3 separate regions of the Mus musculus genome follow, and all the other regions are linked to region 1. The links are chromatin contacts, found by Hi-C or POLR2A ChIA-PET in ENCODE. All regions are on one chromosome and are shown on one strand. The core of a region is the stretch at or near the end of the contact, and the rest is flanking DNA. Distances in the headings are between cores, read along the strand shown.

Evidence for each region. Hi-C counts contacts between places; a loop is a spot of excess contacts on that map. ChIA-PET counts read pairs that join two places held with the same protein, here RNA polymerase II (POLR2A).
Region 2: a loop to region 1 is called in a map of left cerebral cortex, with 4 times the contacts of the local background. The contact joins the promoter of Dipk1b here to the promoter of 0610009E02Rik in region 1. A Hi-C loop is called at or near these places in 7 of 37 maps with a recorded cell type or tissue (heart and left cerebral cortex). POLR2A ChIA-PET finds 5 or more read pairs at or near these places in 3 of 5 experiments (Patski and embryonic stem cell).
Region 3: POLR2A ChIA-PET joins it to region 1 with 53 read pairs in embryonic stem cell. The contact joins the promoter of Agpat2 here to the promoter of 0610009E02Rik in region 1. POLR2A ChIA-PET finds 5 or more read pairs at or near these places in 5 of 5 experiments (Patski and embryonic stem cell).

The regions. Positions count from the first base shown.
Region 1 is chr2:26,444,559-26,447,318 of GRCm38, reverse strand. 0610009E02Rik (RIKEN cDNA 0610009E02 gene) reads right to left here and starts at 1,395. Exons shown (of 3, transcript NR_152209.1): 1 at 1,119-1,395. Sec16a (SEC16 homolog A, endoplasmic reticulum export factor) reads left to right here and starts at 2,103. Exons shown (of 30, transcript NM_153125.2): 1 at 2,103-2,244.
Region 2 is chr2:26,627,104-26,629,863 of GRCm38, reverse strand. Dipk1b (divergent protein kinase domain 1B) reads right to left here and starts at 1,407. Exons shown (of 5, transcript NM_019833.3): 1 at 1,165-1,407. The coding sequence starts at 1,227.
Region 3 is chr2:26,602,989-26,605,748 of GRCm38, reverse strand. It overlaps Agpat2 (1-acylglycerol-3-phosphate O-acyltransferase 2 (lysophosphatidic acid acyltransferase, beta)), which reads left to right and starts at 1,332. Exons shown (of 6, transcript NM_026212.2): 1 at 1,332-1,720. The coding sequence starts at 1,539.

The sequences.
Region 1 (2,760 bases), core at 146-2,645:
CATTCAATAAACACTCACCAATGAATTCTTACCTATCTGGTATGCTTTATGTTCACAGTTCACAGCTCTATGTAACTGCCCAGGGGCCACCACACCAGACAGTGCAGCCTGGGAGAGGCTGACTGGGTAGCACTACAAAGAATACATGGTTACCAAGTGCTGGTCACAGTGTCAGAAGCCACAGGGAGTTCTGACACAGCCTTCATGCATGGGAGTCCTGTGTGCTCTGTAGTGCAGCCTAGGCTATAACAGCTTTGTACCAGATGCTGACTACATAGGACTCCAGGGAACTGGGGATGATGTGCCCAACTTCCAAATAAACGAAGAGTCCCCAGGCAAAGTGGAGGTACCCATGTAATGGTGGGGGCACCCATAAACTCAGGAGTCACCATTTGCCCTGCCTGCCTCAGGCAGTCCCAGTTTGTGCCCATTGCCTTTGCATATGCATTAAAGTACGCCATTCAAGTCCTCAAACTACCCAGTGGCTCTCCTGATGCCCAGAGAGGTTTCAGTCAACAGAGCAGGGCATATGGGCACAGACTGGGCCTAAAACCGGAGTCTGTCACTCAGAGGCCAGGTTAGCTTGGCTGCATGATGCCAGCCAGTCTATAGCAGGCATCGAGTCCTGTCCCTACCTTAGGATGGAGTCAGAGATGGGAGCCAGCACAGCTGTCCCTTTAACATCTCTACCCTTGGGGGCCTGAGAGTGGAGACCTTGCATTTTATTATTTATTTATTTGTTTGTTTATTTATTTAGACGAGGCCTTGCTATTATTTAGCTCTAGCCATCCTAGGGTTGGGGTTGCTGCTTCTTTTTAGGGACTTAAAGTTGAGTCTACCATGTGTTCAGAAAGAGTTTGGAAACCTGGCTCTCTAAAGATAAATGTTAGCTTTACAGAGTGACCCACAGTGCCACGTCAGAGGACATGAAGCTGGCCCTCAGTTCTCCCGGCTATGCTTGCGTGTCTGAGCGCTGGCCAGCTCCACCACACTCCCTCCTTCCCTGCCTCTGGGTTCGCCACTGACCAGGCGGCTTCGCAGGGGCACCGCCTTCTCACGCTCTCTGGAGTACAGGTGAGGGAGCCAGGCCTGGTCACTTCCCCGATGACAGCACCCACCTTTTCCGGAGAGCCTCTGCTCCGACAGACAGACCTGCTGACATCCCTGGTCTAAGTCCAGCGTTCCGCCGTGGGCTTTAGGCCGCGCCCTGCCGGGAGGAGTCGCAATGGAGTTTGAAGGACTTGGCCTCCAGGCTCTGGCTTCTCTCCTCTAGCAAAGGTTGGAGGGGAATGGGGGTGGTGGTGGTGAGAGTTCCTACTAGCACCAGGAAAGGCATTTGCTTAATCACGCGAACTGCGCCGGGCAGGCTCCAGCAAAGAGCCGTAGCCAAGCAACGGGTACAGCTCCGCGCACGCGCCTGTCCAGCCCGCAGAAGTCGACCGCCTAGCTACTCGAGCAGGGTGGCGCACGCGTAGTCGCCCCCGCCGGCAACCAAGAGAACCCAACGGAAAAATGGGGAGGGGGCAAGCGAGAGGGCCCGCTGGGGCTCTGGACTCAGCGGAACTTCTGGCTTTGGTTTTTCAAGACTGATTCTCCCCGGGGATCTGGATTGAAGAATCCTGTCCAGTCAAATCCTAGAACAGGAAGACTGTAGGACAGAACCAGCGTAACCAGGGCGACGTGAAGAGGCGGGGCCCGCGCTCCTGGCTCCGCAAGTGGGTGAGGGCGGGGCCACGGGGGTGGAGCTGTAAGTGACTGACGCAAGAGGGGCGGGCCTATGGGTGGGACGAAGAGATGAGGCGGCAAAAGACTGGAGACGAACGAAAGGCGGAGTCAAAAGGGACACTACGAAAGGCTCTTAAGGGGAATGGGCGGGGCAGCTCCTGGGGGGCGGAACAAAAGGATGAAGCAGTGCAAAACTGGACGGGAGAGGGGGCGGAGCCCAAGGGGGCGTGGTATGATTGACGCGCCGAAGACGTGTACGGAGCGCGGCCAAGAGGGCCGGGCAGGGGGGGCGGGGCAATGGGTGAAGCAGCGAAAGACTGGAAGAAGCAAGAGGAGGGGCAATTAAGGGGCGGGGCGCGCTGACGTCTCCTTCGGACACGTCGGCGGCGGCACCTGGAGCCGGATGTGCCAAGATGGCTGCGGCTGCTGCTGGGAACGCGCTAGTTCCCCCTACTGCCGCCGCCGTCGCCGGCTGGGTTTCAGTTCGCGGCGCCTGAGAAGCCAACCACAGCTCACAGGGTGAGGGCTGAGTGTATGGAGCACGGTGGAGGCCCGAGGGTGGGCGAGGCTGCGGAGGCCAAGCAGGCTCAGTGAGCATCGGGCCTAGCCCGGAGTGGCGAGCGCATTTAAAGAGACACAGTCAGGCCTGGGGAGAACGACAGTACCGGGCCGCCTGGTGCTGAGACACCGGACAGGTTACGGGCCGTGTCGCCTTGGTGGGTTGTCTAAGGGGCTCGTGGTTTCCCAGACCTGACGGGAGACAGATACCTGGTCAGGGCTTCGGGAACTGGTTGGCCGCTGGGGAAGGTGTGTTAACATGGCCAGACTGTGACACCTCCGAGGAAGCCCGCAACTCATTTAAAACGAAGAAAGTGCAGGAAATTGCCAAGCTTGACTTTTGCTGGGTTCTGAAGATATTTGATTCTCGTTGGCTCGAAGACTTCCTCAGAAGTTGATGATCATGGGACACATTTTCATTTGAAACAGGGAGTAGCAGCGTTTATTTGTAATCTCTTGGCCGGCGGAGCAGGATGT
Region 2 (2,760 bases), core at 158-2,657, 180 kb before region 1:
GGCTGGCCCAGGCTGGCCCAAGTGATGTAGAACTAGAAGCCGCTAGAAACCTGCAGGTCAGAGACCACTCCAGGCAGGCCCTCCCAAGCCACCTTGGCACAGGTGGCTCCCCTAGACTACCTTGGCTAAGCTTTGATGGTTTACCTGGCCTCTGTCTGACGCAGCTCTTCTCCAGGATCCCTGAGTCTTTGCTCACCCCGGGGCGGGACTCACCACAGTGGTACTCAAAAGCTCGCACAGATTTCTGCCACTCAGTGGGGAACAAGTTGGCAAGCCCTGGGCCCATAATTTTCGAGGCTGAACAGTCCAGCTCCAGAAAAGTCACATGGAAGGTGGGAAGGTCATTACAGGGATAGTAACTGCACAGCAAACTCCCTGCCCAGGAAACCCGGGCCAGGTGGCAGGTGCCCTAGTGTTTCCCACGCAGGAAACTGAGGCTTGGGGCAGGAAGGGCTCAGCCAGTGGCTCTCTCTGAACCAGCCCCACTGGGAACTGGCCCAAACCCCTCTCCTGCCACTCCTGGGTCCACACATTGCTGAGTCAGGGCCTAGCTTCAGGGCTAGGGGTATGGGTACACCCCATCTCCTGGCACAAGAAGGGTCCCCCATACACCTCAGGTCACGAACCCAACCTAGGCCTGAGCATGGATCACAGCACAAGCTACTGCCTCTGGAAGAGGGCAGACAAGGGCATCTGGGCCTGGAAGAGCTCTGCATCCAACAGGCTTCAGTCCTCATCCTTTATGTAAAACAGTCTAAGGGAGGCCAGGCCCCAGGACAAAGGCATCCTCCAGCATCCTCAGGACGGCCCTTCAGAGAGACCTTGGCTAGACTGGTGAGGGCTGGCTCCTTCCTGTAGGCTCTAAGGACCGTGGCAACCAGCGGCTGGAGCCCAGAGGCCTGACTCCATCACCTCAAAGCATGAGGGGAGGGGCCTCTTCTGCAGACAGGAGCTGGCCCTCCACTGGCCCAAGGTCACCACAGCCCCTGTTTCCAGCTGTCTCAAGAACTGGCCAGGGGCTGGCCAAGTTTGCTATTCCAGAATTTTTTTTTTAAGTTGCGAAGGTTAGAAAGGACTCCGGTGCACCCGCGTGCACCCATCGACCCTCGCCATCCCACGCCCTGCCCCTCCCCGTGTGGTAGCACCTGGCCGGCTGCGGCTTACCTGCAGGCCCTTGGAGAAGGGGCAGAGGAGCACTAGGTGCACCAAGCGCCGCAGCCGCCGCATGATGGGCTCCGGCCCCGGCTGCGGAACCCCGCGGCTGGCTCGGCCTCAGCCCCAGCCCGGCCAGGCCCGCAGCGGCCGCCGCTCGCTCTCCATGCGGGCCGCTCGTCCTCGGCTCGCGTTAAAGGCAAGGCGCGTGCCTTTCTGAGCAAGGACCGCGACGCACGCGCGGGGAGACGGCCTGGAGGAGGGGCGTGCACGCGCGGGAAGATGGACAGAGGGGCGTGCGCGCGCGTGTGGAGACAAACGGAAGGGGCGTGCACGCGCGTGGGAGGACTGGCGCGCGGCCCCGCGGCTAGTCTAGCTCTCCCGCTGGGGACCTACGCCACCCCCCACCCCCCCACCCCCAACCTCCCGAGAGCTCCGGGACCCGCTACGGCAACCCTGTGTGAGCATGAAACACCGGGGCAGGCTGGCGCTGAGGACCTGTAAGGTCCCCGCCTGCGCTTGCGCATTTCTTCCACCTTTTCAAGGGTAAAAGACGTTGATGGATCTGCCCCCATCCCTCCCCAGTATGCAGGTGAGGCTAGTCAGTCCTGAGGCCACCACCTCTGGCACCGAGAGTCTTCAGCCCTTGTTGCACCGGGGCATAGGGAAGGACCCACAGCCCACGCGGTCAGCAACTACTCCTGAGAACCAGTTTCTTCTGATTTCTGCCCATGGACAGACACGCCCCTCTCCTGTGACTCCCATTTAGGGTGATTAGGAAAGCAGCAGCTGACCTTAGTTAGAGGCTTATTGAACTTAGCAGACAATGGCCAGAATGCACCGTCCACCATGCGCATCAGCTGCCCTCAATCCTCACCCACACCTTTCTTAGGGGTTCTATAGCGATGTCATATGCATTCCCAGGGAATACGCCTTCCCCTGTGCCCCAGTGCTGTCCATATATATATGCCTTGCAAAATGATAAAAGACAGCTTTAGTTTAAGGATGTTAATTGCTTCGCAATTAGTGAACCAGGCCAACCTTCTCTTCATAAAAGTGGAGCGAGAGTCCCATGAGCCCAGCTGAAGGGTTTGGATTTATAAGCTAGAAAGGCTGAAGAGAACTAGAGCCAGGAGCAGGTCACAAAACAAATGGAAAATAGCATCAAGTCTGTGTCCCAGAAACCAAGAAGCAGAAGCAGAAAGACCAGCCTGGCCTATGTTTCAAATTCCAGACTAGCCAGAAGCCCAAAGGGAGACCCTGCCTCAAGGAAGGAAAGAAGGAAGGAAGGGAGAGAGGCTGGAAGAAAGGGATGGAAGGAGGGAGGAAGAGAGGAAAGAAGAAAGGAAAGAAAGGAGAGAGGGAGGGAAGGAGGGAGGGAGAAAAGAAGGAAGGAGAAAAAAGAAGGGAAACATGGGATTGTTTCATTATCGCACCAATTATAAACGAGCTGCTTAAGCAGTTTGACTATTTTATTATGTCTTCAATCTTGATTTTGCAGGTCAGATAAACAATGTAGTTTAAGTGTGGTGACGGGAAGGCTGAAAAAAATGACTCAGCAGCTGAAAGCACTTATTGTGAAAACATAAAGATTGAAATTCAAATTTC
Region 3 (2,760 bases), core at 83-2,582, 160 kb before region 1:
AGGACCTGATGCCTTGGAGATCTCAGCTGGGATCCTAGCAGCCCCGTAGCACCCCTCTCCCCCCCCCCCTTCTCTCCAAGCATATCTGGGTCTTCTACCAGAGAAGCTGAAACCCTGCAGCTCACCCTGCCTGCAACCTCATGAGCACAGAAGCCTGAAGCTGGAGTGACTCCTGGTGGTTCCTTACCCACCCTGGCACAGCTTTGGCCCTGCTTTAAAAGCTAAGCACAGGGCTGGCGAAATGGCTCAGCCGGTAAGAGCATTGACTGCTTTTCCGAAGGTCCTGAGTTCAAGCCCCAATAACCACATGGTGGCTCACAACCACCGGTAATGAGATCTGACACCGTCTTCTGGTGTACAAGCAGGGATTGAGGGAGCAGAGTTGACCAGAGTTGAGTGGGCTAACCGGAGCGAGCAGGGGTCCTAAAAATTCAATTCCCAACAACCACATGAAGGCTCACAACCTATAGCTACAGTGTACTCGCATACATAAAATAAGTCTAAAAAAAAAAAAAAAAGCTAAGCACAGTTATATAGGTAGATATTAAAATTATCATCTCTCCGGATCTGAGAAAACCAGAGATTCTCTCAGAATGCCTGGATATAGGGGAGCCTGTGGGCACATTAATATCTACAGCCATCGCTGAGTTCCACACCTAGGTGCAGACCAACCTCACCAAAAAAGAAGCTAGATGCATTTTGTCACTGACATCTGCTCTGAGAACATGATCAGGAAGGATGTATATGGCTGGCCTGCAAGCCCAAGGCTTCTTACTACAAGTGTCCCAGTGAGCACCAACTACAGGCTGGCGGTTAGAACACAGTGCGCATGGGAACACAATCGCCTGATCCACACTGCTGGCCGGGCATCAGAAGGTCCCCGGTGCCACATTACCCCAGAGACACCCCCACTCCAAAACTCTCACTACTCCTTCTGCCTCCCCCAGCTCGTTGCATCATGGGAATAGGGCTTCAGTCTCCCTGCTCAAGGGAACCTAAAGGGCCCAGGCCACCAGCCAGGTGGCCTAGTCAGGTAACCATTGGTCACTCAGTAGCCGGTCAATGGTCCTTTGTGTGGTGACAAGACTGGCATAATGGGCACGTCTTAGGTCGGTTGCACACCCTTAGGGAGCTGCGGTGCCAGGCTGGGGACTTGTGGCCGCAAGCCCCGGTGCAGGGGCGTGGGAGGCAACGCCAGAGCCCAGGCCACCCGGCAGCTCAGAGATGGGAGCCGCGGGACGAGTGAGGGAACCTCAATGTCCTGCCGCAAGGGGCAGGGTGGCAGGGAGGGGCGGGGCGGAGAGGGTGACACCCGAAGGGCCGAGGGAGGCGGGGTCCGCGTCCAGGACGCGGCGGGGCGGAGCGGGGCGCGATGCCCCCCGGCAGGGCCAGGCCCGGAGGGGCGGGAACAGGGCGGGACGGCCGCACCTAGCTCTGGGCTTCCAGCCTGGCCCGCCCTCTACCCTCGGCGCTCCTCAAAAGGGGCGCGGGCGGCGGGTGGAGGGCGGCGGCGCCGTCGGGGCTGGGGTGCGGCCGCCATGGACCCGTGGCCATGGCTGACGGCGGCGCTGCTGCTGCTGTTGCTGCTTGTGCAGCTGAGCCGCACAGCCAGGTTCTACGCCAAGGTCGGTCTCTACTGCGTGCTCTGCCTGTCCTTCTCCGCCGCGGCCTCGATCGTCTGCCTGCTGCGCCACGGCGGCCGCACCGTGGATAACATGAGGCAAGGGGGCCGGACGCCGGGATGGGCGCGCGCTTCCGCTTTCCTAACTTCTGAGCTCCTCGCGTTCTTTCCTTCCTGCCCCGCCCGCCCCGCCGTCCCCACGGTCCGGAGCCTCCGACGACGCGGCTTCCCGTCCCAGGGGCGCGTGTCACGATGTGCGCCGCTTGTAGGGCTCGGCCCTGCGGCGCCCCCTGCGCGCAGCGTGGAGTGTCGGGTTTGCGCGCGCCGCTAGCTTTGGGAGAGGGAGGGGGCCGAGCGAAGGTGGGACAGGCCCAATCCCACTTTCACCAGCAGGGAAACCGAAGCCTAGCCAGGCTTCCGGTCCGTGCTTCCACCTCTCTGCCGGTTAGAAGACACCTGTGCCCAGGTTGTAGCCACAGGTTCTCCTTGTCATTAACTTCCTCTTCTGGGGGGTGGGGGCCGAACTGTCTTTGGACCTGGCTTGCTAGCAATAAAGGAAGGAGGCTGTGGCCAGAATCCTCCTCTGCCCATCTCCCAGAGCAGGGAAGCTTAGTGGACAAGCAAAAGGTACAGGTATGGAGATCAGGCTAGGTTGTCCTGCAATGGGGGCTGCCCGAGAGAAAAAGCCTCTAGTCCTTTCTCCCTGTCCACACTCCCAGGAGACTGTTGCTACATTTCTTTCTGCCCCATTTGGACTGCTGAGAGGGTGGGTTTTGCAATGTCCTGGCCTTGGCCTTGCCTGGGTGTTTCGGACCTTGTGCCCCTGAAGCCCCTCCTCCCCCGCGGTAGTTACAAGGACTGTGAATGATGGTTTCCTGACTCTCGGCTGTATCTGGTCGTCTTTGGGGTTAGGATGCTGTCCTGACCAGCCATATTTTGTGGGTCCCAGCCCTCATTTCTCAGGTGCTTATAGTGACTATCCAGTGTCCCAGGGAGCAGACATGCAGAGGAGACCCTTGCACAGAAGACAAGGGTGCCCTAGCTATGCACTTTTCACGGTGCATAGAACAGGGTGGGGAGGCCTGCTCCCCACCTCCCCACCCTGTCTTAGGGTTCCTGTCTTAAATCCTCATAAGGCG